6 separate regions of the Homo sapiens genome follow, and regions 1, 3, 4, 5 and 6 are each linked to region 2. A link is a contact called in ENCODE Hi-C or POLR2A ChIA-PET data. All regions are on one chromosome and are shown on one strand. The core of a region is the stretch at or near the end of the contact, and the rest is flanking DNA. Distances in the headings are between cores, read along the strand shown.

Region 1 (4,193 bases), core at 1,414-3,913, 730 kb before region 2:
GAGAAGGAGTCTCGCTCTTTCATCCAGGCTGGAGTGCAGTGGCGTGATCTTGACTCACTGCAATCTCCGCCTCCTGGGTTCAAGTGATTTTCCTGCCTTAGCCTCTGGAGTAGCTGAGATTACAGGCGCGCGCCACCACGCCCGGCTAAGTTTTGTATTTTTAGTAGAGACAGGGTTTCACCATGTTGGTCAGGCTGGTCTCGAACTCCTGACCTCAAACGATCCGCCTGCCTTGGCTTCCCAAAGTGTTAGGATTACAGGCATGAGCCACCGCACCCAGCCTATAAAAATTTTAAAAATTAGCCAGGTGTGATGGTGCACACCTGTAGTCCCAAGTGCTCGAGAAGCTAAGGCGGGAGGATCACTTGAGCCCAGGAGCTGGAGGCTTCAGTGAGCTGTGATTGCGTCACTACATTCCAGCCTGGGTAAAAGAGGGAGACCCTGTCTCTAAAACATATTAATTAATTAAGCGGATAACTTGGCTCACATATCTGAATCTTTGGAGGCAGGTTGGGCTCAGACCTTCCAGTCAGAGGTGACCAGAGCTCCGGTTACTTCTCTGACCTTCTCTCGGCTCTGCACTCTCCCTGCAGCTTCCCTTGTTGCTGTTCCACTTCCGCGTTCCACTTACGAGTCCAGATTCCTGCAGCTCGCTCAGAAGGGGCTTTGTGCGCTGGATCATCAGCTGAAGTCCTGGGCTTTGCTTTGATTGGGTCATCTTAGGTCACAAGTGCAGCAGGACAGGGAACACCGTGAGCTGATTTAGACCACTCAGGGCCACTTGGGGTCATTCCCTGGGCATCTACAAAGCGGCAGAAGAGTAGGATGGAAGCCAGGGAAGCAGCAACAGGGTCACCTCAGTTACCCTACACTTGTCCCTGTGGGAAGAGGGCTGCCGGTACAGACCCCTTGAAGCTTTGTATCTGCTTGAACTAAAACCACCGCCTGTGTTTGCTGAGGTTGCCGACATCTGTCTGAGAAAATACGCAGGAGCAGCAAGGTTGGGGGGGCTCAGAAAAGTTCGAGCACTTCCTGTGTGCACACTGTATGACCCGATTCACACACCTGGACACATTTAATCCTCCCAACTACCCTAGGGGGTCGAATTCAGTGGAAAAGAGAGCGGCGGCTAAGGGCACCTCCAATGGGGAGGGTGTCGGGGCAAAGCGACCTGAGACCCCCAGCCACATACTGCAGGACAAACCAATGTCGGCAGGTGAGGACAGGGTGGGAATAGTGTTCCAGGCAGAAGGAACAGCGAGTGTCAAAGCCTCTAAGCCTGACAGGGTGGGAGTCTGGCCTCGGATCTCCAGAGATCCAGGAAGACCCTGCACAAATACTAGAGAGAGGGGTCTGAAGGAGAGAAGAGGAGGGAAGGTTTTTGTTGTTGTTTGAGAGGAAGTCTCGCTCTGTTGCCAGGCTGGCGTGCAGGGGCCCCATCTTGGCTCACTGCAGCCTCTGCCCCCGGGGTTCAAGCAATTCTCGTGCCTCAGCCTCCCGAGTAGCTGGGATTACAGCAGCGCTCCATCACGCCATGGGGCTCCTTGCAGCTAATTTTTTTTTTTTTTGAAACAGAGTCTCACTCTGTCGCCCAGGCTGGAGTGTAATGGCGCGATCTCGGCTCACTGCAACCTCTGCCTCCTAGATTCAAGCGATTCTTCTACCTCAGCCTCCCGAGTAGCTGGGATTACAGGCATGCGCCACCACGCCTGGCTAATTTTTGTATTGTTTAGTAGAGACGAGGTTTCACCGTGATAGCCAGGATGGTCTCGATCTGAGCTCGTGATCCTCCCGCCTCGGCCTCCCAAAGTGCTGAGATTACAGGCGTGAGCCACCGCGACCGGCCGAGGTAAGGTTTTCACTGGGGTCTCTTCCATCTGCCTGGCCGCCAGGCCACGTATCCACTGAAGAGGCAGAGGGTCAGGATGGGAAGACTCCGGGGACCACCTAGCCCAAGACCCGCAATCAGGCGGCTCTGCAAGGCTAACCGGGTAACTTAAAGAAGTGAAGCCGATTGACGTAAAACAGAAAGGAAAGAAGTTAACTGGCCGGCCAGCGTCAGCAGGGGCGGCCAGTGTCACCCTGCCCGGGGACAGCACCCCTGTTTCGTGGCGAGGACACGGAGGGCCAAGGGGGCGGGGCCGGGCTGCCCTGGCCACGCCCGGACCGCCTGCTCCCCGCCCAGGGCCTGCACAGTTGGCGCCCACCGGCATCAGCGTGAAGGGAGCTCCTCGCTGGCTGCCGACGGGGCTGCAGGGCTCGCTAGCCGCTCACCTGCGTGTGAGCGCGGAGCCCGCAGTACCCGCCGTCCGGGCTCAGAGGACGTGACTCCCCGACCCTGCGCCCGGCAGTCCCCGGGGGCCGTGCGCCCGGCCCAGGCTCGGAGGTCCAGCCCAGCGGCGGCTCAGGCTGCGCGCCTGGCTCCCAGCCTCAGTTTCCCCATTGGTAAAGCATTGACGGTGGTTGCGGACGGCTTCTGCGGACAGAGCCTTGGGCTCCGACGTCTGCGCGGGTACCGGCAGCACCCCCACCCCGAAGGGAGGGCGGGACCTGGATCTCGCGACCGCTGCCCCAGGTCCCCGCCCCCGGGCCCTACCGGGCTGAGGTCGGCAGGCCCCGCCCCCCGCCCACGAGGAAGTGGCTGCTGCTCCGGCGCGGAGCCCAGAGCCGGTTCGGCGCGTCGACTGCCCAGAGTCCGCGGCCGGGGCGCGGGAGGTGAGGGCCGTGGGGGCGCCCGGAGGTGGGGGTCAGGGGAGCCACCTGGAGGTGGGGGGGCGCGTAGATGTGGGGCGCCGCCTGGGAGTGAGCGGGACTGGAGGGATGAGAGGGGGTGCAAGGAGGGGACCGGGGGGCGCCTGGAAGTGAGGACGCATAGATGTGGGGCGCCGCCCAATAGGGGCACGGGGATGAGTGGGGGCACATGGAGAGGAGGGGGCGCGGGGACGAGGGGCTCACGGAAAGGAGAGGGAGCCCTGGGATTGGAGGGGGCGCGGGGGTGGCCGCAGGGCCAGACTGTGGAAACGCGGGCTCCCAGCGCACCGGGCGCCCTCGGGGCGTCCCCAGCCCCCGGCCCCAAGCTTCCGCCTCGTGCCTTCCGCCCCTGCTCCCCGGCCCCCATCCCCAGCCTTGCCCCGCGGTCGGTCGGTGTAGCCCCGTTACTTCGGGCCGGCGGGGCCCCACACCCAGTCACTTCCCCTCCATCCCCGGAGCCTTCCGGGTTGCAGCCGCCGGGAAATGAGCTGGCGTCTCCTGCCGCCCCGCCCCTGCCCTCCTGGCCGCTCCCGCTGCTCCCACCCGCCTCCCCCGGGCCAGGTCCGAGGGGTCCCGTACGGGGCGGGCCTGGCTGGCGGGGTCCCGGAACGCACCCCCTCAGCTGCAGGGCTCCGCGGCCAGGGCAGATCCGAGCAGCCCCTCCCTTTCCGGAGGCGCTGGGAGAGCAGCCAGGCCGCCTAGGGCGGGGCGGGGCCGGGCTGCACCCGCGGGCAGTGAAGGGATCAGGAGTGCAAGCCTGGGGAGTCAGACCTCCCCCTGCCTCCTCTGCCAATGCAGCCCGGAGGCTACCACCACCCATCCCGGCCGGGCGCGGTGGCTCACACATAGAATCCTAGCATTTTGAGAGGCCCAGGCGGGAGGATCGCTTGAGGCCAGGAGTTGGAGGCCAGCATGGACAGCATTGCGAGACCCTTTCTCTATTAAAATAAATAAATAAAATGTAGCCAGGCGCTGTGGCTCATGCCTGTAATCCCAACACTTTGGGAGTCGAGGTGGACGGATCACTTGAGGTCAGGAGTTCGAGACTAGCCTGACCGACATGGTGAAACCCTGTCTCTACTAAAAATACAAAAATTACCCAGGCATGGTGGCACGCACCTGTAATCCCAGCTACTCAGGAGGCTGAGGCAGGAGAATTGCTTGAACCCGGGAGGCAGAGGTTGCAGTGAGCCGAGATCACGCCATTGCACTCCAGCCTGGGCAACAGAGCAAGACTCCGTCTCAAAAAAAAAAAAAAAAGCCACGTAACATGCCTGTAATCCCAGCTACTTAGGAGGATGAGGCAAGAGAATTGCTTGAACCTGCCTTGGCAGTGAGCCAAGACTGTACCACTGCACTGCAGCCTTGGCAACAGAGCCAGACTCCGTCTCTAAATAAATAAATAAAATCTTAGGGACCTAGGTAGGAGTGCCAGCTTCTCC
Region 2 (4,304 bases), core at 692-3,191:
GGAGAGCACAGAGAACACCAGGCAGAAGTGCCCCTCCTTTCTGCCTGCTCAGAAAACATCAGTATCTGAGCAGCCTCTCTACAGAAGCTTAAACGCCTCGCCCTTTGTTTGCCATTGTTCTCTAACCACTCACTTCCCTCTCCTTGTACTGAGGCAGCAGCTCTTGTACGGCATCAGCAAAGAGCTTCGCGTAGCGCCTGGCATTCTCACAAATTGAGTCCACCAACTCGGGGTCATCCTCGGCTACGTCGTCCAGGTCCACATACAGAGCCACCTGTTCCCGATGAGCCAGCCGAACCTCAAGTGGGGAAGAGACAGAAACACCTCAGAGCCACATTCACTTTGCTCACCAGTGTTCATATGTGAAAATGCATCACTGAGAACTCAGCACAGGCTCTGGGCATCCACAGGGGAGAACGCAGCGCCACACAGAGCGATACTCGCTTTTCAGCCCTCAAACCCTCTAATTGTTATGTCTTTAATAAAACAAGCCAAGCTGCTGCTTATGGCTCCTTAAGCACCCCGCTCCCCATTCCCTTTACCCAATCTTAGACTTACCAACTGGTTCCCATACTTGAACTGCTTCTTCCCGAGTTCATCATCCTGGTAGAACTCTTGTAAGAACTTCTTAACCTTTTCTGTAACATGAAATGTAAAACCGTAAGACACAAACTTTAAGACAAATCTTAGATACCCATTTTCGCTTAAAACACGACCTATGAACTAATTAATAATATGAGCATTTAAATAAACCTACCGAAGTCTCCCCAAAGTGGGCATAACTCTTTTTCACAAGTCTGTTTCTAACCAGCGAAGAATAAAGAGCCCGTGGCAGTGCACAGGGCCATCCAACATCTCCCCAGGGGAATTCCGGTCCCTACTTTAGTTTAAAATTCTAGCGCCCTTCCCCGTTGGCCCCTCACACTCCGGTCTCAAGGTTCTCAGCTTTCTTTCCACCCCTATGATCCCCCGCCTTCTTTGGGTCCCCTTAGCCCCTGATTTCACCGGGACCTCCGCCACCGCACCCCGCCACCGCACCCCACCCCCGCTCCCGCCATCGCTTCCGCTCTTAGTAAACAAAGAAGCACATGGGCCCGGATTCCAGCCGCTTCACAGCTCGGGATTCCTCCGCCCAGGGCGGGAGCCAGTCCAGCCATTGGCCATCACACCCAGAGACACCGCGATCCCAGCCCACTGCCGCCTTTCCCGGGCCCGAGCGAAGCTCCGGATCCCAGGCACGCCCCCCCGGGCCGCAGCTCTCTCCGCGGCCGCCGCGCGGAAGGACACTGTTTACACGACACTCCCTCCAGCCTCCTCGCGCCACTTCCGCCCGGCTCCACTTCCGCTCGGAGGGCGGCCTCAAACGGCCAATCCCGGCGCGCAGCGGCCCCGGCCTGCCCGCCCCCGGGGCCTACGCGCGCCTGGGGAGGGCGCGGGAACCTGGGAATGCCCAAAAGCGCGAAGGAAAGCGGGCACGGGAGCCCAGAGCCCTTAAGACTCTCCTGAGGTCCTGGGCGCGACTTTTCCCTGTGCAGCCCCCAGCCGGGTTAGCGCGCCCCCAAGCCCCCAACCCCACGACCCTAACACCTTTACCAGGTGGGATTACTAGCTTTTCTTCAACATCGATGGCCCCCCGCACGCTTCCCAGGCCCCGTGGGCCTTAGCCAGGCCGCAGCTCGACCCTGCCTCTGGCCTCGCGCACCCCAGAACCCGCCGACCCCGGTCCCCCAAGACCCCAGCTCACACCAACAGGTGTTCCCCGGGAGGCTCCCCGCGCAGGACGCCCTCCCGGGCTCGTAGACCCGTACCCTTCTCTAGCGCGTAGTCCTTCAGTGCCATCGCTGCCGAGGGCCGTGCGGCCGCGCTTGGCGGGCTCAGAGGTCTTGCTCCTGGGGAAGCTGAGAATCTCCGCGCGGTGGACTGTGGCCGGCCAACCGAAATTGGCGCGAAACGTCGCCCCCCACGTGACCGGCGCCACTGCGTGCGGGCCAATCGGACAAGGCGGCCTTCTTCACCTCCCGCTAGCCGCAAGCCAATCACCGTGCGGGCCTAGAATGAGTGACGGGGAGGCGGTGCGGGCGTCGGAAGGGAATCTCCGGGCGGGGTAGTGCAGGCGCCGGGTTTCCCGCGGTCCGAGCTGGCGCGGGCGGAGGAGAATCGCTCTTAAAGGGCCAGCGCACACGCGTTCTTTTGTTCCGGGGCCGCAGGGCGGGGCAGGCCCGACTTTCGCCGTCTTCTTGTCTACTCTCCAGAACGGCCATGATTTCCCAATTCTTCATTCTGTCCTCCAAGGGGGACCCGCTCATCTACAAAGACTGTATCCTAGACCCTTGGGGCTGGGAAGGGGCGGAGGGGCCGGGCGGGAGGGGCGCCCAGGGCCAGCCTGTGTCGCAGGATCCTTCACTGAGTCCTTCCACCCGCCAGTCCGCGGGGACAGTGGCGGCCGGGATGTGGCCGAGCTCTTCTACCGGAAGCTGACGGGACTGCCAGGAGACGAGTCCCCGGTTGTCATGGTAACCAGTGGCGGGAGGCGGGTGAGGAGCGGGGTCCCGTCGGGCCGGGTGGGCGCCAGCTCCCTCCCAGGACTGGTTCATTGGTAGATTCCACTTGGGGGGTGCATTCCGCCAAATAAAGCTAACGTGAGGCCCGGCGCGGTGGCTCACGCCTGTAATCCCAGCACTTTGGGAGACCGAGGCGGGCGGATCACCTGAGGTCAGGAGTTCGAAATCAGCCTGGCCAACATGGTGAAACTCCGCCTCTACTAAAAATACAAAAAAAAAAAAAACATAGCTGGGCGTGGTGGCGGGCGCCTGTAATCCCATCTACTCGGGAAGCTGAGGCTTGAGAATCGCTTGAATCCAAGAGGCAGAGGTTGCAGTGAGCCGAGATCCGGACACCGCACTCCAGCCTGGGAGACAGAGCGAGACTCCCTCTCGGGGTAGGTGGGGGTGGGGAAAAAAAAAAAAAGAGTCAATGGGCGCCAGCAACACACCAGGCCCAGCTCCCTGCGTGACTCCATCCTCAGCAACTCGGGGTAGTTAGTGTAATTAACCCCCTTTCCACATTGGGAAGCTGGGCCCAGGCATATGTCATGTATCTCCCAAAGGCACTGCTGTTGTGACTAGTAAGAGGCATCGGGATCCGAGCTCAGGTCTCCTGGGTTCTGATCACTCCACCTCCCTTTTTTTAACGCCTCTCTTCTCCCTGCCTGTGTCTCAGCATCACCATGGCCGTCATTTCATTCACATCAGACACAGCGGCCTCTATTTGGTGGTCACAACTTCAGAAAACGTTTCTCCCTTCAGCCTCCTAGAACTGCTCTCCAGGTGAGGAGGGTTGGGCTGGGCACCTGGTAGCTAGGAGGGGTCTGAGAGGAGGAGAAAATACACGCTCCAAGTGTTTCCTCAGGTTGGCCACCCTTCTGGGCGATTACTGTGGCTCCCTGGGCGAGGGGACCATCTCCCGCAATGTGGCTCTGGTATACGAACTCCTGGATGAAGTGCTGGTGAGAATCAACAATCCCCTTCTGTGGCCCCTACCCAATTCCCCTGAAGATACATCTGCTCTTCTACTGTGGGATGCCGTGGTTAGGAGGCCAAGTCTACCTTTTTTTTTTTTTTTTTTTTTGCTTTTAGAGACAGGGTCTTGCTCTGTTGCCCAGGCTGGACTGCAGTGGTGCAGTTATAGCTCACTGCAGCCTGGAACTCCTGGGCTCAAGCCGTCCTCCTGCCCCAGCCTCCCCTGTGCCTAGCTAATTGTTTATTTTTTGTAGAGACTAGAGTCTCACTGTGTTGCCCAGGCTGGTCTTGAACTCATGGCCTCAAGCCATTCTCCTACGTCTCGGCCTTCCAAAGCGCTGAGAGTACAGGAGTGAGTCACCATGCCTGGCCCCACTCCCCCTCTTTACCCCTTCCCTCCACTGATCACTCAGACTGTCCTTCCTTTACCACTAGGACTATGGCTATGTACAGACCACATCCACGGAGATGCTGAGGAATTTCATCCAGACGGAAGCTGTGGTCAGCAAGCCCTTCAGCCTCTTTGACCTCAGCAGCGTTGGCTTGGTCAGTAGAGGGAAAGAGGAGGGTGAGGAAAGAGAAGAGGGGTTGGCTGGGGTTGTCAGACCTGATGATTGATTGCTTTGGATGCTTTACAGTTTGGGGCTGAGACACAACAGAGCAAAGTGGCCCCCAGCAGTGCAGCCAGCCGCCCCGTCCTGTCCAGTCGCTCTGACCAGGTGAGGGAAGGATCCATGGGGTCAGACGCTCTGGTTTTGCTCTGGGATCCGGGAGTCCAAGATCTTA
Region 3 (4,580 bases), core at 447-2,946, 520 kb before region 2:
AACAGAATCTTGCTCTCTCGCCCAGGGTGGAGTGCAGTGATGTGATCTTGGCTCAGTGCAACCTCTGCCTCCCAGGTTTAAGTATTTCCTGCCTCAGCCTCCTGAGTAGCTGGGACTACAGGCACCTGCCATCACACCTGGCTAATTTTTGTATTTTTTGTAGGGACGGAGTTTCACCATGTTGGCCAGGCTTGTCTCAAACTTCTGACCTCAGGTAATCCACCCGCGTCAGCCTCCCAAAGTGCTGGGATTACAGGTGTGAGGGAATCACATTTTATATTCCCTTCAAAATACAAGTGTGTGAAGGAACCGGTGTTTTAATCCAAGAGTGTAAGAACGATTTCAAACAAATGGCACCCTTTACAAATAAAGAAACTACATACATTTAAAGCTTTATTTTGTGGACACTTCCTATTTACTCTCTGTTTTTAGAAAACTGTTAGCTATGGCTGGGTGTGGTGGCCCACGCCTGTAATCCCAGCACTTTGGGAGGCTGAAGCGGGTGGATCACAAGGTCAGGAGTTCAAGACCAGCCTGGCCAACATGGTGAAACCCCGTCTCTACTAAAAATACAAAATTAGCCAGGCGTGGTGGTGCTGTAATCCCAGCTACTCTGGAGGCTGAAGGAGGAGAATCGCTTAGAACCTGGGAAGCAGAGGTTGCAGTGAGTCGAGATTGCGCCACTGCACTCCAGCCTGGGCGACAGAGTGAGACTCTTGCCTTTAAAAAAACAACAACAACAAAAAACAAAAACGGTTAGCCTCTTGTATGTGTGTTTCATTTATGTTTATACATTTACAACCTGGGCATAATGAAAGCATTTGTTTTGTCTTTTCCCCATTTGCTCATATTACAATGACACAGTCTTCCTCCATTGTCCTTTGTGGGTGCAGTTAGATGCCCTCGCTCTGGTATGAGCAGGCCAGGGTTCAAATGCTGCCTTTGTTACATACCAAGTGCAGCTCTGGCATTTAGGATGGTAAAAAACAAAACCACCACCTGCACAGGACCGTTGTGAGGATTAATGAGATAGTGTCAGTTTAAGTGCTCCATAACTGGTAGTTGCTGTTTCTGAGTTTATCAGGAAACCCCTTATCACGAACAATTTGTCTCCTTAATCTTTTTTCTTCCTTTTCTGCTTCAATACATCTCATGCCTCTGGCAAACCCATACTCCTGGCCGGCTAGGTGGTTGGCTCTTGGCCCCTTCTCTAAGGCTTTTCTTGCCCGTTCCCCCTGCCTATTTATAGGTGGTGCAAAAGTAATTGCGGTTTTGCCATTTAAAAAATTGCAAAACAGCAATTACTTTTGCACCAACCTAATACACGCTCCAGGCCAAGCTGGGAGATGTTGGGGTGCACACAGGGAGAGGAGGACAGGCTGGCCTGTGGGTGAAGAGCGCGGGCCCCGCAGGGTCAACCCGGCCAGTGGTCACGAAAGGAGGTGGAGTGGGGGGAGGCGACATAGGGCAGGAAGAGGGGAGGACAAACGGGGTTCACATGGGGACCGTGGCGATGACACGGAAGGGACAGCCAGTTAGAGTCTAGGCCCACTTAGGCGATGAAGGGCAGGTGAAGAAATCCCGTTCCATCTTCCTGCAGTCCTCCCTTGGGGAGTCCACATCCTATCCTTCTCTGGACCGGGGCGGCTCCTGGAGGGACCGCGATCGAAATGAGGCCTCCGAGCCGCCCAGAGACTCCGAAGTGCGCGCAGCGGACCACGCGGTTTCCATGCGCCCCCTAGGGTGGGTGGGCTAGCTGTGCGCCCCAGTGCGGAGAACGGAGGAGGGGTCGGCCCCGTAGCGGCTGGAAACGCAGTTGGCGGCGGGGCCCAGCTTGCGGGGCTTCTGATCGCAGGGGCGGGGCCCGCCGCCGGTTTCTAAGGGCCTGGCAGAGTTCCTGCAGTCACGGTCAGGGGTCTTTGCTTTCGTCCATCCCCTCCTGGAGAAAGAACGCAGCTTCTAACGCCTTCTCGGTTGGGCACCCTTCTTGGGAAAGCTCCGCCTACCATTGCCCTTGTACCTGCCCTCTCTCTCCCTTTCCTGAAGTGACTGCCCGTCTCTAGCATCGTGTTGTGAATGTGTCGAGATTTTGGCGCTGCAGCAGCATCGGAGATTGGATCCAGCCCACGGAGAGGTCCCCAGACTCCATTTGTCCGCCCCAGGGCAGGGGCCTCGGAAGAGCAAGGGGGAGGAGCTAATCTAGCCGGCTGATCTTTGTGGCTTAGACAAAATTTAGAGTTTATTTGTCCCTCTGACCATGCTCTCAGATCAGATGGACAAGATTAGCCTTACACTTAGAAGCGTTGTGGTGCAAGACTAGTGACTTTTTTTTTCCCTTCCTTCCTTCCTTCCTTCTTTCCTTCTGTCCTCCCTCCCTCCCTCCTTCCCTCTCTTCCTTCCCTTTCTCCACCCCCCACCTTTTTTTTTTGAGACAGGGTCTCACTCTGTTGCTCAGGCTGGAGTGCAATGGCATGATCATAACTCACTGCAGCCTCGACCTCATGGGCTCAGGTGATCCTCTCACCTCAGCCTCCCAAGTAGCTGGGACTACAGGCCCACACAACCACGCCCGGCTTTATTTATTTATTTATTTATTTATTTATTTATTTATTTATTTATTTATTTTTAGAGACAGGGTCTCACTATGTTGCCTGGGCTGGTCTTGAACTCCTGATATTAAGCTATCCTCTCCCCTTGGCCTACCAAGATGCTAGGATTACAGGTGTGAGCCACTGTGTCTGGCCATGACATTTTGTTTTTTTCTTCTTTGTAACCTCAAGCTGTAGCCCATGTCAGTAAAGCCTGTTTCCTCTCTCGCTGTGTGGAACAAATCTGCAGCAGTGCTGTCTAGCTCTATTGTGAGGATCTGTTATACCAGCACCTGTTAACTTGCTTGGCATTTGGAGAAGCTAGGTAAATGTGTGAATGAATAAATGCACGAACCCAGCCAAGTATGTCCCATGAGCCAAGTACAAGAAGAGTGGACTCTTGTCCTACTCACACTCTCCTTCATCGTTAGGAAAGTGGCATTTTTCTACCCAAGGCATAAACTCTGAGAGTGGATACAATGGACAGGTCAGCCACCTGTTAAGAGAAATGGAAGTTAAAAGATTTATAACATTTTGATTTCAGTCTGCTGTCCCACCATTATCAGGTGTATGGCCATTTAAAGAAAATGAAGTTGGGGCCAGTCACGGTGGCTCACGGCTGTGATCCCAGCACTTTGGGAGGTTGAGGCATGCAGATCACTTGAGGTCAGGAGTTTGAGACCAGCCTGGCCAATATGGTGAAACCCTGTCTCTACTAAAAATGAAAAACAAATTAGCCGGGTCTGATGGTGTGTGCATGTGGTCCCAGCTACTCGGAGAGGCTGAGGTGGGACAGTTGCTTGAACCTGGGAGGTGGAGGTTGCAGTGAGCTGAAATTGTGCCACAGCATTCCAGCCTGGGCGACACAGTTAGACTCCATTTCCCGCCCCTCTGCCCCACAAAAAAAAAGTACACCGATATGATAGGGGAGTGTACTCCCTCTGCGATATTGCGAATAATATTGTCGTCTCCCTTTCTGGATATTAGGAGCAATATCAGAAGGAGGATACCCTGCAATATTGGAAGTAATATCATCCTCTACCACCCTGGATGTGTGTACACCTTTTGCAAAACTGGGAGTAATATTGTCTCCCCCCCCAATATTAAAAACAATATCACAGGGTGGGTGTACACTCCCTGCGATATTGGGGTTAACATCATCCTCTCTTTCCCTGATATTAACCACAATGTCAAAGTAGGGGTGTACACCCCCTGCGCTATTGGGAGTAATGTCATCCTTTCTCCCCCTGGATATTAGGAAATGTCTCAAGTGGGGTTTATACCCCCTGCAATATTGGGAATAATATCATCCTCTTCCCCCTGGATATTAGAAACAATATCACGGGGGGCGAGGTGTACATTCTCTGCGATATTGGGCATAGTATCATCTTCTCCCATCCTTAATATTAGGAACAGTATCACGGGGGGGTGTACACCCCCTGCGATATTGGAAGTAATATCATCCTCTCCTACCCTGGACATTAGTTATAATATCACAGTGCAGGTGTACACCCCCTGTGATATTGGGAGTAATATCATCCCCTTTTTTCCTGGATATTAAGAACAATATCACAGTGGGGGCGTACAACCCCTGTGATAATGGAAGTAATATTGTCCTCTCTTCTCCTGGATATTAGGAACAAAATCACATGGGGGTTGTACACCCTCTCCGATATTGGGAGTAACATCATCCTCTCCTACCATAATTATTAGGGACAATATCACAGGGGTGGTGTACACCTTCTGCGATATTGGGAGTAATATCATCCTTTCCCCATCTGGATATTTGGAACAATATCATGGGGGAGGGTGTATACCCCTTGTGATATTGAGAGTAATATAATCCTCTCCCCACCTAAATATTAGAAACAATATCATGGGGTGGGGTGTACACCTCCTGCAATATTGCGAGTAATATCATCCTCTTTCCCCCCTGCATATAAGGAACAATATCACGGGGTGGGGGGTACACCCCCTGCGATTTTGACAGTA
Region 4 (4,491 bases), core at 1,466-3,965, 790 kb after region 2:
CGTGGAAGTCTCCCGCGTTGATGAGGGCCTCTGGGGTGTCACTGAGGAAGTCTCCATCTACCACAGGCACGAAGGAGAACCGGAAGACGCTTTCTTGAGGCAGCACGTGCCATTCGTGGTTCACCAGGACCTGCGCTGGTCGTGTCCGAAGGCAGGCTACCAGCTCTGTGTCATTCCCACCAGTGCCGCCTGGAGGACAGCCCACAAGGTGGGCCAGCTGCGTGGCCCTGCGACGGGCCTCTCCCATGCCCACCGTGGCCCAGGGTCCATTGGGGGCACCGCTCTGCAGCACGGCCCTGTGGAACAGGCCCCGGCTGGGCGGGGACAGCAGGTGCATGCCCACCGAGGCGGCTCCCGCGCTCTCCCCAAACAGCGTCACTGATGTCGGGTCACCCCCGAAGGCTGCCACGTTCTCCTGCACCCACTGCAGGGCCAGCCTCTGATCCAGGAGACCCACATTGCCCGGGGCCTCTCGGCTCCCCGGCAGGGCCAGGAAGCCAAAGGCTCCCACCCGGTAGTTCATGGACACCAGCACAGTCCTCTCGGCCTGTACCAAGAAGCGGCCATCGTACACGTCCAAGGAGGAGGCCCCACTGTAGAAGCCACCCCCATAGATCCAGACGAGGACAGGGGTGGGGGATGTAGGCCGGGGGTATGGTGTCCACACGTTGAGGTACAGGCAGTCCTCGCTCAGCTCACGGTTGGGGTTCCACATCTCGGTGCCCTCAAAACCTGGGTATAGGGTGTCCACATATTGGTAGCAGACACTCTGGAAGGTTGTAGCGTCTACCACCCCTGACCAAGGCTGCTTGGGCTCCGGTGGCAGAAAGCGACGGGGTCCCATGGGTGGCTCCGCAAAGGGGATGCCCAGGAAAGCAGAGACAGGGCCCCCGGGGGTCTTCAGGCGAATGCCCCGCAGCCGGCCCCCACGCACCGTCACCAGCAGCTCTGCATCCTCCCGGCCCTCAGCCCCCACTCCTCCACCCAGGAGCCAGAGGAGGAGGAGAAGGAGTGGGGAAGCCAGGGAAGGCGTGTGCAGCAGACACTGCGGGGGCCTCATGGCTGCAGGGCAGGCGGCGTCTGCTGGGAGAAAGAAAGGGAAAGGGTGAAGGGTCGGTCGAGAAGCCAGGAGGGAGGAGATTAGGGCACTGTCGGCCCAAGGGTTATCGCTCAGCTGCAGAGGAGGTGGGGCAGGTTGGCAAAGATGAGGGGAGAGAGGGAGGGAGGGAAGGAGACAGGCAGAGACAAGGACACAGGCCAGCGGGCAGGAGGGGAAAGAGATCAGGCAGACACCCATATCCAGACAAATGCAGGGAACAGAGAGGAGCACCCTCTCTGCTCCGCAGGGGTCCACTGCCCTCACCTCTTCCCGGAACTGGGCCGGGCCCAGCTCGTGCAGTGAGGGCACCAGAAGCCTCAGTCCACGAACAGGCCACCCGACAGGGCGCGGCCTCACGGACGGGCAGCGCCGCTGGGGGAGCTTGCGGCGGCCTGAAGCGCAGCCCCGCTCTCCTGGGTCGGCCAGACCCGGGGCCCTGGGGGGCGGTGGGCTGGGCATTCAGGGTGTGGAAGCCTCAGGTCCCGGGGTCCCCCAAATCCTGCCTAGTCCACTCCCCACCCAACCCTGCCCCTTCTCATCCAATGTCTGGCACCGAGCGCTGATGCCCGCGGGTTCCCATCAGCTGCGCACGCTCCCAGCCCAGCCCCAGCAAACAGGCTCGCCAGCCCGCGTCCCCCAGGACTCGAGAGCCCCCCATCCGTCTGAAGCTGCCGTGCACGCCGCCGCCGGCGGAGGGCAGTAGAGACCGAGAAAAGGTCGGCGCTCCCCGCCCCGAGCCAGGAGCCGGGAACTTGGGGAGGGGGCCTGGGGGCTCGAGGGCCTTGCAGAGCCGCCTGAAGGGCGAGCCGGGACGCCTGCGTTCCCGGGACTCCGGAGATCCCCGGCTGCAGGGGCGGGGGCGCTATTTTGGGGGCAGCAGCTGCTACGGTTCCGGCATCTCCAGCCAAAGGATCAAAATTCCCCGGGTGGGAACTCCCCCCTCTCCCGCCGGTCACTCCTAGCCCAGCCCCCGCCGCCCTGAGCGGGGGGTGGTGGTGCTGCTGGAGATTAACTAGGAAACCCGAGTGGCGCTAATTATAACTCGGGGCTTCCGCCGAGCCTCCCCTTCCCAAAAAATAGAGATGGAGTCTCCGCGGGAGGGGGCGTCCTGGGCCTCGGAGGGGGCCTCTGCGGGGCGCTGCGCAGGGGCGCTGGCTTGTGGCCCTGGGGATGGGGGTGCCCAGCCCGGCGCCGGGAACCTGCGCAGCTCGGGTACCGCCCCAATTAGGGGGTGTCTTCCAGTGGCCCCGGACTAGGGAGCGATCGGGGAAGGGGTGCTCGGGGGTCCCCGCGGGAATCGGAGCGCAGAGGCGGCGGCCGTTCCCGCGGGCTCGGGCTCCTGCGTGGGCGTCGGTGAGTGTGAGGCGGCCGGGGAAGAGTTCCGGACGAGTGCGGGGCAGCGGAGGGCGGCGCGGGGCAGGCCCGGGGAAGCGGGAGCCGTCCCGTTAGGGGGGCCTGGACCCCTCGGGGAGCGCACGGTGCCCCGGACCCGGGCCTTAAGGAGAGTCCCGGGCGGGGAGGGAGACTCACCTGAGGCGGCCGAGCCGGGCCGGGCCGGGCCGCGCCGGGAGCTGGAGGCGGCCGATGTTCCCCGGCGCAGGCTGAGCCGACTCTGACAGCCGCCGCCTCCGGCCCCCCGCACACACCCCCTCCGGGCCTCACAGCGCCCCCGCCCGCCCCCGCCCACTGTCTCCGCCCCCGCCCCTCCCCGCTCTCCCGGGTGGCCACCTCCCCTCTCTCTCCCTCCCTTGGAGCCGAGACCCGGAGACCCCGGGGCCCAGACGCACTCCAGTGCCAGACGCCGACCGACGACAGAGCGCAGTGACAGACGCGACCCAAAGACCTGCAGCGGCGGAGTAGACACCCACGTGACAGACAGACGGACAGAAGCCCGTGGAGACAGACACGCGCAGACGGACGACCTCATGCAGTGACAGGCACAGACAAACGCAGGGACGACTTTCACAGACGGACGGACACACTTGGACACCCTGTCGGTCTCGCTCGAGGCTGGTGAAGTTAGCGCAAGGCCAAGGGGTCATGCATCCCCGGCCACGACACAGACGGGTGGCATGGGAGGAGAGGCATGTGGGAGTGTGGCAGAGTACCGTCCCCTTAGGGGTCCAGGTGGCACGGGTGCAGAAAAGGTGACGTGGGACACTCCTGGGGATGAAAGGACACCTGTGGGAATGGAGATGTAAAATGGGATCGCTAGTGGAAATGAGGTGGGAGGGCATGGAGACAGGAGACCCCTGGGGGAGGAAGGGGTGACTTGGGACACCTGAGAAGGCAGGACAGCGTGGTAGCACGCGCAAGGCTGCTGGGCGAGGCCGCACTCCGCGGCGGCAGTGGAAACTTCTGGAACCCCCGCGGGTGGGTCTGTGCTGGTTCCCTGACGGGTGACTTCGGACTTTCGTCACCAGGGTCCGGTCGGGGCATGACATCACCAGGCCTAGCATTCATTGGCCACGCGGCTGGCAGGTGGGAGCGGCCTGGCTCGGGCGCCCCCAGCCTGCTCCGAGGGGCCTGACCCGCGCAGATTGCCCCCCGCCCCGCCCTCCAGGAGTTCACCCGTGTGGACAGGGCTGCTGCAGCGGGGTCCCCACGACCGAGGTGCATGCGGCAATACCGCGCGGCGCCTGCTTCCTGGAGGCGGCCGGCTCAGGAGCCCCCGAGACCCCGCGTGGGAGAGCGGCCGGCGCAGGCCAGCGTCGGGCGTGCGTGCGCGCGCGCGGCGGTGCGGGGCGCGGCGTGGGGTGGGCGCGTGCGCACACGCTCGCTCTAACCGCCGCGCGCCCCGCAGCGCCCCGCAGCGCCTCGGGCACGCGGGCGCCGCCGCCAGGGACCGCGGGCACCGGGTTGCGGGGCCTCGCAGGGGTTGAATCCGGAGTCTTGCCAGTCCCTGGGCCGCGCGGTTCCCGGCTCTCCAAGCTGGGCGGGCCCCACGCCCGCTCGCCCCACGGGAACCGGGTCCCGCAGGCACGGTCACCCGCGCTCCGCTCGCTGGAGACGGCCGCCAGGTGGCGCAAAAAGCAGCCACTCGGGCCTCGGAGACTGGGCTGGGTTGGGGGTGTTGGGGAGGTGAACCCCTCGCCATCTGTGCCCACTGTCTCCGGCTTTCCCCGCCCCAATCTCAGGCAACCCCAAATCCCCTGCCTGGACACCGAGGCTCCTTGTATCCGGCCTTCAGCGTTCTGGCCGCACTAGTTGAAGGCTCCTCACTGGCCAGACCATGTGCCCTAGTTGAGATCCCTGAAGAGCAGATGTAAGGGCTGTGCATGGGGGAGGGGACAGGAGGGTGGATGGTGGGTGTTGCTGCGGGGGGAATGAATCTGAGGCAGGTTTCTAAGCGTGGTAATTATGAATTATTAAAATGATGGGGCCGCGTGTGG
Region 5 (4,397 bases), core at 1,898-4,397, 570 kb after region 2:
TCTTTTTTCATTTTCCCTTTGGCATGTTTACAATTCCCTGCCCCACCAGGCAGATCATTCTGTGTGTGTGAGTGTGTGTACCCATTACAAAGACAACTACTATGTTCATAACATATTCGATTTGGAAAAAACAATTGTAGGCTGGGCACGGTGGCTGACATCTGTAATCCCAGCACTTTGGGAGGCCGAGGCGGGCAGATCACGAGGTCAGGAGTTCAAGACCAACCTGGCCAACATGAAACCCCATCTCTGCTAAAAATGCAAAAATTAGCCAGGCCTGGTGGCATGCTCCTATAATCCCAGCTACTCGGGAGGCTGAGACAGGAGAATCGCTTGAACCCAAGAGGCAGAGGTTGCAGTAAGCCGAGATTGTGCCATTGCACTCCAGCTCTGGGTGACAGAGCAAGACTCCATTTCAGAAAAAAAAAAAAAAGAAAAAAGAAAAAACAATTGTTTTTGAAAAGTGATTTGTAATGTCTTTCACAGAGACTAAATGAAGAGTATGTTTTGATACTTTTTAAAATATAATTTCATCTTTTTAGATTCTGACTCATGTGCACATGAATGTACCCATGTACATGGGTATATCTTGTGATGCTGAAGTTTGGGGTACAATTGATCCCGTCACCTGGGGTACAGTACCCAATAGGTAGTTTTTCAACCCTTCCCCCCTCTAGTAATCCCCCGTGTCTATTGTTCCCATCTTTATGTTCATGAGTACCCAGTGTTTAGCTCCTACTTATAAGTGAGAACATGCAGTGTTTGGTTTTCTGTTCCTGCAGAAATTTATCCACTTAGGATAAAAGCCTCTAGCTGCATCCATGTTACTGCAAAGGACACGATTTCTTCTTCTTTTCTTTTCTTTTGTTTCTTCTTTCTTTCTTTCCCTTCCTTCCTTCTCTCTTTTCTTTCTCTTTCTCTCTCTCTCTCTTTTCTGCATCCATGTTGCTGCAAAGGACATGATTTCTTCTTTTTTCTCTCTTCCTTTCTCTTTCCTTTCTTTTTTTCTTTCCTTCCCTTCCTTCCCTCCTTTTCTTTCTTTTACTTTTTCTTCTTTTGTCTTTCTTTCTTCTTCTTGAGTCAAAGTCTTGCTCTGTTGCCCAGGCCGGAGTGCAGTGAGTGGTGTGATTTTGGCTCACTGCAACCTCCGCCTCCCGGGTTCAAGCAATTCTCCTGCCTCAGCCTCCTGAGTAGCTGGGATTACAGGTGTGTGCCACCACGCCCAGCTAATGTTTGTATTTTTAGCAGAGACGGGGTTTCACCATATTGGCCAGGCTTGTCTCAAACTCCTGACCTCAAGTGATCCACCCGCCTCGGCCTCTCACAGTGCTAGGATTACAGGCGTGAGCCCCATCTCGTTCTTTCTTATGGCTGCGTGTTTTGATACTTTCAAATTACAAGGACTCAGTGAAGGCTATTCGTTGCCTTGAACTTCCCAAAGCATTTCCACAATCGATGGGGTTCTCAGTAAGAATCCGGGACTTGGAGGGCAGATGCTGTCAACATCCCCATTTAACAGATGTGGAAACTGAGGCCTAGACCTACGTTCTTGTCCCTTTACAGGCAAGGTCCCTGGAGGAAGGGGTTCATCTAGAGGCTCATACAGATAAACTGGAATGTACAGTAAAGTTTTGGCTGCCTGGGTTCATATCTAAACTCTGCAGCCTCAGGTCTCTTTCCACTATTAGAAAATGGGGAGAAGGCTGGGCGCGGTGGCTCACGCCTGTAATCCCAGCACTTTGGGAGGCCGAGACGGGCACATCACCTGAGGTCAGGAGTTTGAGACCAGCCTGGCCGACATGGTGAAACCTCGTCTCTACTAAAAATACAAAAAAAAATTAGCTGGGCATGGTGGCGGGCGCCTGTAATCCCACCTACTCCAGAGGCTGAGGCAGGAGAATCGCCTGAACCCAGGAGGCGGAGGTTGCAGTGAGCCGAGATCATGCCACTGCACTTCAGCCTGGGCGACAGAGTGAGACCCTGTCTCCAAAAAAAAAAAAAAGAAAAGAAAAGAAAATGGGGAGAATGTTAGCACTTAATTTCCCAGTATTGTGAGACTTAACATATGTCAGCCTGGGCAGCATAGCAAGACCCCACCTCTACCAAAAATTTAAAAATTAGCTGGGCATGGTGGCTGGGGCACGCCTGTGGTCCCAGGTACTAGGGAGGCTGAGGCAGGAAGATCACTTGAGCCGAGGAGATTGAGGTGGCAGTGACCTACAATCGCGTCACTGTACTCCAATTAAAAAATAAGTGTCGGGCCAGGCGCGGTGGCTCACGCCTGTAATCCCAGCACTTTGGGAGGCCGAGACAGGCAGATCACGAGGTCAGGAGATGGAGACCATCCTGGCTAACACCGTGAAACCCCGTCTCTACTAAAAATACAAAAAATTAGCCGGGTGTGGTGGCACACGCCTGTAGTCCCAGCTACTCAGGAGGCTGAGGCAGGAGAATCGCTTGCACCCGGGCGGCGGAGGTTGCAGTGAGTTGAGATAGCACTCCAGCCTGGGCGACAGAGAGAGACTCCGTCTCAAAAAAAAAAAGTGTGGCTCTCAATAAATGAGTTGTTATTTCAGTGGCAAGCCCTGAAAGGGGGTCTACAAAGGCCCAGTGGGCGAGGCTGAGGAAATGCCTGGACACGACCCTTCTCATGGCATTCCCGGGGCGCCCGCATCAGCCCCTACCCACTCCCGCTCGGGGACTTTCTCGGAATCGCGCTTCTTCTTCCAGCAGCCTCGAGGCCGGCCCCGTCCAGGTCTCTTTAGCTCCGCCCCCTGGTGAGGGGCGTGGCCTCCTCAGGGCCGGGGCGTGGCCCAACCGGGAACTGGGGCGTCGAACTCCCCTTCCCAGTCTGGAGCCACCCATTCCAGGCGGGGCGGGAGGCTGATCACGTGACCAGCGAGCGGTCTCACCCTCCTCATATGCCAGTACCACCTCCTCCAGTCCCAGAGGGGGGATGTCTTACTCCTTTCCGTGAAGCAAACCCTTTGAGTACGGTTTGCGTCCACAAAGCGTAGGGTGAGAACCTTGGGAGCGACTGGGCCCGTCTTTGCTCCCTCGGTGGGGTTTTGTCTCCTGGCTTCCCCCAAGTGCGAGGCAGTTGGTCTCGCCCAGCCGGGTCCTGGGCGCGGCGGCGGCAGCCGCGTCACTGGCGGGCGGGATCCCTCCGCTCTGGGGAGGCAGCGCTGGCGGCGGGGCTGGGGCCACTGAGGAAATCCATCCGCGCCGCCGCCGCCGCCGCCGCCGCCGCCGCCGCCGCCTCCGCCGCGGAGGAAGACAGCGCCGCCCGCGCACCGCCAGCGACCTCCGCCGCAGAGTCCCACCGCCACAGGTACCTTCGCTGGCAAAAGGAGTCCTCTCGCCCCCCAGCCCCAATTTCCCCCAGGGGAACCTCTCTTCCTTCGGTCTCCCGGGGCTGGCCTCCTGGGAGCGGACGTAACTCCCCAGACCTCCGCTCCCTTCCCCTCTTGCCCGGTCGCTCCCAAACCCGGAAGGGGAACTGGGGAACCCTCGCCCCCCACCGTGCGTGCGCTTCCCCGCACCATCAGCGAAGTTTTTGCCCGACCCCAGACCCCAGCCCAGCCCCGACTGCCTCTTGCTCCCTCGGAAGTTGGGGGGCTAAATTCCGGGCTTCCTCTAGGCCCCGCCCCGCCCCCTTTCCCCACCGCCACCCTCCCGCCTGCCCCCGGGGAGCACCCCTCGTGTCCTCCACTGTCGCACCCCTGCCGGCCCTCGCCTTGCACAACTCCAAAATCGGGGAGAAGCAGGCAAGGCCGCGCGCCACCCTTCCTTTCGTCTCCACCCTACCCACGATTTGGGTGCTGCCCGTGGTTTCTGGCCCCACTCGCCGAAACTGGAGCCCTCGGCGCCCTATTCCCTTTACAGATCCTCACCCCAAGCCCAGCTCCCAGGCGCCCGCCCCCCGCCCAGCTTTCTTTTAGGCAAAATGGAGGTCGTAGGGGCTGGAGGGCCAGGCCCACTGCGCTTCGCAGCGCCGCACCAGCCCGCGCCTTCCAGCTGCCAGATCCAGGGACCCTCCCGTCACTCTCCTGAGCCCCGCCAGACCTGCGGAGGCGGTTGCACCCTCATTTCTCTATGGAGCGCCGGCTGCTATATCCCTAGAGTCTGGGGGCTGCTGAGGGCCCTGGGGGGTGATGGGGACCGAGGGCTGAGAACGTCGCCCCCGCCCCCAGTTTCTTCCTCCAGCCGTGCTTCCTTCTGCCCTGGGCCTCCGGCGGTGCCGCCAGGCCTGGGCTGCTAGTAGGTGGAAGAGGCTTTGTGCGGGCCTGGGGGTTGGGTAGAGTAAGGAGTTCTGCCCGCACCCCCCATCCCCCGATTTTGAGGGTCACCCCTTGGCACTGGCGTAGAAAGCTGAACTTACAAGGAGGGGAAATGTC
Region 6 (4,277 bases), core at 817-3,316, 660 kb before region 2:
CTCAGGTCCATGTAACGCATTGATGATTGTCCTGACCAGCACCTTTTGTGAAACTAGTGCAGGGGGCCTTTATCATTCTGCATCTGGCAAGCCCTGCCACTCCTTCTTACAAGCATGGTGTTTATGTAATTTTCTTTTTTGTGGAATGGGGTCTTCATGTTGCCCAGGCTGGAGTGCGATGGCACAGTGGAGTGCAAATGCACAATCACTGCAACCTCCAACTCCTGGGCTCAAGTGATCCTCCTACCTCAGCCTCTCAATTAACTAGCACTACTGGTGCACACCACCATACCTGTCTAATTTTTTGTATTTTTTTGTAGAGATGGAGTCTCCCTATGTTGCCAGGCTGGTCTAGAACTCCTGGCCTCAAGCAATCCTCCAGCCTTGGCCTCCCAAAGTGTTGGGATTGCAGGCGTAAGCCTCCATGCCCTGCCTTACGTGCATTAATTACAATACACAGAATTACAAAACAAAAAGCAATGATATTGAAATGGCATCAAAATGCTTTAAAAACAAATTTCTGCTATACTAGTATAGATGCTTATTTTCAATGCATGAAATAACAAGACCCTATCATAATTTCTTTTCTTTTCTTTTTTTTTTTTTGAGACAGTCTCTCACTCTGTCCTCAGGCGTGACCTCGGCTCACTGCAATTTCCGCCTCCCGGATTCAAGCGATTCTCCTGCCTCAGCCTCCCCTGGAGCTGGGACTACAGACGCATGCCACCAAGCCCAGCTAATTTTTGTATTTTTAGTAGAGACAGGGTTTCACCATGTTGGCCAGGATGGTCTGGATCTTTTGACCTTGTGATCCGCCCGCCTCGGCCTCCCGAAGTGCTGGGATTACAGCCGTGAGCCACCGCGCCCGGCCGACTCTATCATAATTTCAAAGCAGTAATAAATGTAAGTGACAGCTTAAGATACCACCTTGTAGTTGCTGCACAAACTGGGTTTTTTTGCGTCTCACTCTGTCACCAGGCTGGAGTGGGGTGGTACAATCTCGGCTCAATGCAACCTCTGCCTCCCGGGTTTAAGCCATGCTCATGCCTCAGCCTCCCAAGTAGCTGGGATTACAGGAACGCGCCACTACTCCAGGCCAATTTTTATATTTTCAGTAGGGACGGGGTTTTGCCATCCTGTCCAGGCTGGTCTCGAACTCCTGACCTCACGTGATCCTCTCGCCTCAGACTCCCAAAGTGCTGAGGTTACAGGTGTGAGCCACCATGCCTGGCCCTGCACAAACTGTTATCTGGAACTATCATTTACACTCACCCTCACAGTTTCAGGCACTGCTAAGGCTGCTCCAGCAATCAGGAAAGGAAATGCTATACTTCACATAGAGAAAAATAGGGGTGCATTTTGTTCCTACACAAGCTCATTACCCCACCCTGGTTAAAAAAAACCCTGAATTAGGCTGTATAGTGGCTCATGCCTGCAATTCCAGCACTTTGGGAGGCCCAGGCAGGAGGATCGCTTTGGGCTTGGGGCCAGGAGTTCGAGACCAGCCTGGGCAACATAGCAAGACCCGCCACCCGCCCCCCCAACCCCGCCGTCTCTACAAAAATTAAAAATAAAATTTTAAAAATTAGCCAAGTGTGGTGGTGCAGCGTCTGTAGTTCCAGCTACTCGGGAGGCTGAGGTGGGAGGATCGCTTGAGTCTGAGAAGTTGACTGCAGTGAGCTATGATCGTACCCCTGTACTCCAGCCTGGGCCACAGAGCGAGAAAAAACCCTGAATTAGAGACACGCTGCGGCCGTCCTTCCTCGGAGAGACCCGCCCCTCCTCAGAGGCCCACCCGGACCCTCAGGCCAACGCCGACCCCTCTCCACACGGACTTCTGCAGCCTCAGTTTCCCTCCTCAGACGCCCCCGGCTCCAATCCCGGCTCGGGCACTTCCTTCCCCTCTGGCGTGTCTTGGCCCGGGTCCCGGGGCTCCTGCGAGGATCACACAGGAACTCACTTGAAGTGTCCGGCGCAGTGCACTCCGACGGGGAGCCCTGCCCGGTCCCCGCGGCGAACCAGTCTCTTCCTCGGGTCCCCCTCTCCCCAAGCGCGCAGGCGCAATCCGCGTCGCCGACTCACGCGGCTGGTTTCAGGTTTCTGGCGAGGCCGGTGTTCGGCTGGCGGCTAGCTGGGACTAGCGGAACGGCGGAGTCTCGATTGGCAGTGCCTGGACAGGCGCAAGGGCCGGCGCGGGCTCCGGGCGCTCCCGGCATCCCTCGGGCGGCGGCGGCGGCGGCGGCGAGGCGAAGCGAAGGAGGAGTGTGTGCGGCGGGGCCGGCGGCGGGTAAAGGCGAGAAGGCTGCAGGAGACCGAGGGGGAGCCGGGCCGGTGGGGCCGCCGCCGCCGCCATGCAGGAAATCATCGCCAGCGTGGACCACATCAAGTTTGACTTGGAGATCGCGGTGGAGCAGCAGCTGGGGGCGCAGCCGCTGCCCTTCCCCGGCATGGACAGTGAGCGCGGGGCCCGGGCGGGAGGGCAAGAGCGACTCGAACCCGGGACCCGCTCCTCTGTGATCCCGGGACTCCCTCGCCTCGGTCCTGAGACCTCCCCCGGCTTCCTCTGGATCCTGGGACCCCTCCCCTTTGGTCGCAGGACTCCTCCCTCTAGGTCTTGAGAGTCCCTCCCACCTCCTCCGGGTCCTGGGATCCTCCCCTTTAGTTACCGAACTCCCTCATCTGTGGTCCCGAGACTCTTCCCACTCCATCCTGAGACCTCCTCTTCTGGATCCCGGGACGCTCCCCTTGGTTTCAGGACTCCTGACTCCCAGGCCCCCATTTCCACCGTCTGGGGACTCCTTTTACCCTCACTCGGACTCAGGAGTTCACTGCCTCGGATCTTTGGCCCTCTGCGGCTGTTCAAAGGTAATCTGTAGGAGGGTAGACCTTGTCTGTTCGCTTAATTCTTGAATAAGGGTGGGTTATCCTGGATTGGAACTCTCCCTCAACACTCTCCCAACTGCAGGAGAGTACTAGGATATCACACCCGCTACGTTGAGCGTCTCTTCTTGATTTCATCAAAACTAGGCGGTTGGAGGAGATGTGCTGAGGGAAGGACCACCTTTCTGTAGGAGACCCCAGCTAGACTCTCAAACTCCCTTCTAGGACTCACTCTCCTGGGAGCTCATCCCTAGTTTTTGGCCCGTCCCTACTTTTTTCTGGACCCCAACTCTGAGTTATTCATCACACCCAGCAGCTGGTGTGGACCCTTGGCCTGAACTCCCTTCACTGCTCCCCTTCATATGGTGGCTCCTGGCTTCCCACCTCCTACTCGGTGGGATATCTTGTACTTTAAAAGAAACCAGTAGTTTTCTTTGTGTCTTCTTTCCTATCTGGACATACTTGAAATCTAATGCTATAACCTTAAAGTTTGGGGGCTTGTGGAAGTCACTGAGTTCAATCCACAGATGGGGAAACTGAGACCCAAGCGGGGGAAGGGACTTGCTGACAATCACTCAGTGCATAGCAGAGGCGGGCAAGCTCTCCAGTGTTGTGTGCTGTCGCCCACAACTACCAGCGGGGTCTCCCACCGCTCCCAGCAGCCTCACTCCCCTCAGGCGGTCACACCTTCTCATGCACATGTGACCTCTGAGTCTGTCCCTTTATGTGTTTTTGTTGTTGTTGTTTGTTTGCTTTTGAGACAGGGGCCCCTCTGTCGCCCAGGCTGGGTGCAGTGACGCAATCATGGCTCAATGCAGCCTCGACTTCCCAGGCTCCAGCAATCCTCCCACCTCAGTCTCCCAAGTAGCTGGGACCACAGGCATGCACCAACACGCCTGGCAAATTTTTTTGTGTGTATTTCTTGGTAGAGACACTATTTCATCATGTTTCCCAGGGTTGGTCTTGAACTCCTGGGCTCAAGTGATCCTTTTACCTCGGCCTTCGGAAGTACTGGGATTATAGGCATGAGCCACTGCACCTGGCATATATATATATATATATATTTTTTTTTTTTTTTTTTTCCTGCCTGTCCCACAACTTTACATGGTGATAGTTCTGTACAAGATAGTTTCATTGGAAATTAATTAAGTCTTCAAGAAGACAAGATAGTGCTTATAAGGAGACATCATCAGACCACCCTATTTGACACAGGCACAAACACCATCACCACTGTACACTCCCTAAAAAGCAGCTGCTCAAATTCACACACACACACCCCCTCTTACCTACCCCTCGACTCTTGTGATCATCCCTGCACATGTGGCCTTTTCCTGTCTTTTTTTTTTTTTTTTTTTTGAGACAGAGTTTTGCTTTTGTCACCCAGGCTGGAGTGCAAT

Evidence for each region. A loop is a pair of places that touch in the nucleus more often than their neighbours do. ChIA-PET counts read pairs that join two places held with the same protein, here RNA polymerase II (POLR2A). Pooled maps may share reads with other maps.
Region 1: a pooled map shows a loop between it and region 2 (6-fold over the local background). The contact joins the promoter of ARPC1B here to the promoter of MCM7 in region 2. A Hi-C loop is called at or near these places in 1 of 37 single-sample maps with no recorded cell type and 9 of 50 pooled maps. POLR2A ChIA-PET finds 5 or more read pairs at or near these places in 4 of 52 experiments (A673, K562, activated B cell and 1 more).
Region 3: a loop to region 2 is called in a pooled map, with 3 times the contacts of the local background. The contact joins the enhancer-like site here to the promoter of MCM7 in region 2. A Hi-C loop is called at or near these places in 1 of 50 pooled maps. POLR2A ChIA-PET finds 5 or more read pairs at or near these places in 2 of 52 experiments (T-cell and activated T-cell).
Region 4: POLR2A ChIA-PET joins it to region 2 with 17 read pairs in BJ. The contact joins the promoter of ACHE here to the promoter of MCM7 in region 2. A Hi-C loop is called at or near these places in 1 of 37 single-sample maps with no recorded cell type and 8 of 50 pooled maps. POLR2A ChIA-PET finds 5 or more read pairs at or near these places in 5 of 52 experiments (BJ, CD8-positive, alpha-beta memory T cell, activated B cell and 2 more).
Region 5: a loop to region 2 is called in a map of CD8-positive, alpha-beta T cell, with 7 times the contacts of the local background. The contact joins the promoter of GNB2 here to the promoter of MCM7 in region 2. A Hi-C loop is called at or near these places in 5 of 168 maps with a recorded cell type or tissue (CD8-positive, alpha-beta T cell, naive thymus-derived CD4-positive, alpha-beta T cell and natural killer cell), 8 of 37 single-sample maps with no recorded cell type and 21 of 50 pooled maps. POLR2A ChIA-PET finds 5 or more read pairs at or near these places in 5 of 52 experiments (A673, GM10248, activated B cell and 2 more).
Region 6: a map of naive thymus-derived CD4-positive, alpha-beta T cell shows a loop between it and region 2 (21-fold over the local background). The contact joins the promoter of PTCD1 here to the promoter of MCM7 in region 2. A Hi-C loop is called at or near these places in 1 of 168 maps with a recorded cell type or tissue (naive thymus-derived CD4-positive, alpha-beta T cell), 1 of 37 single-sample maps with no recorded cell type and 10 of 50 pooled maps. POLR2A ChIA-PET finds 5 or more read pairs at or near these places in 2 of 52 experiments (HCT116 and activated T-cell).

What each region holds. Positions count from the first base shown.
Region 1 is chr7:99,372,067-99,376,259 of GRCh38, forward strand. It overlaps ARPC1B (actin related protein 2/3 complex subunit 1B), which reads left to right and starts at 2,664. Exons shown (of 10, transcript NM_005720.4): 1 at 2,664-2,715. RefSeq lists an enhancer at 1,244-1,744 and silencers at 2,045-2,924, 2,935-3,574.
Region 2 is chr7:100,099,456-100,103,759 of GRCh38, forward strand. It overlaps MCM7 (minichromosome maintenance complex component 7), which reads right to left and starts at 1,942. Exons shown (of 15, transcript NM_005916.5): 1 at 1,809-1,942; 2 at 559-638; 3 at 134-298. The coding sequence starts at 1,839. AP4M1 (adaptor related protein complex 4 subunit mu 1) reads left to right here and starts at 2,188. Exons shown (of 15, transcript NM_004722.4): 1 at 2,188-2,317; 2 at 2,425-2,513; 3 at 3,220-3,326; 4 at 3,409-3,505; 5 at 3,954-4,064; 6 at 4,157-4,237. The coding sequence starts at 2,260. RefSeq lists enhancers at 1,137-1,296, 1,642-2,194, 2,217-2,266 and a silencer at 1,407-1,506.
Region 3 is chr7:99,578,553-99,583,132 of GRCh38, forward strand. No RefSeq gene overlaps it. Among named protein-coding and RNA genes, the nearest start is that of TMEM225B, 17 kb to the right of the region's middle. Within about 2 kb of position 1,697, at least 9 of the 41 ENCODE cell types and tissues checked have a DNase peak (open chromatin) inside an H3K27ac peak, as active enhancers do.
Region 4 is chr7:100,893,173-100,897,663 of GRCh38, forward strand. ACHE (acetylcholinesterase (Yt blood group)) reads right to left here and starts at 2,716. Exons shown (of 5, transcript NM_000665.5): 1 at 2,630-2,716; 2 at 1-1,080. The coding sequence starts at 1,060. RefSeq lists enhancers at 1-261, 2,533-3,153 and silencers at 2,508-2,557, 2,618-2,767, 3,990-4,069.
Region 5 is chr7:100,670,593-100,674,989 of GRCh38, forward strand. It overlaps GNB2 (G protein subunit beta 2), which reads left to right and starts at 3,148. Exons shown (of 10, transcript NM_005273.4): 1 at 3,148-3,331. RefSeq lists silencers at 2,678-2,807, 2,818-2,897, 3,148-3,327 and enhancers at 3,758-3,967, 4,168-4,247.
Region 6 is chr7:99,436,732-99,441,008 of GRCh38, forward strand. PTCD1 (pentatricopeptide repeat domain 1) reads right to left here and starts at 2,067. Exons shown (of 8, transcript NM_015545.4): 1 at 1,961-2,067. All of the region lies in intron 2 of ATP5MF-PTCD1 (ATP5MF-PTCD1 readthrough), which reads right to left. CPSF4 (cleavage and polyadenylation specific factor 4) reads left to right here and starts at 2,212. Exons shown (of 8, transcript NM_006693.4): 1 at 2,212-2,454. The coding sequence starts at 2,352. RefSeq lists enhancers at 1-360, 1,657-1,946 and a silencer at 2,207-2,506.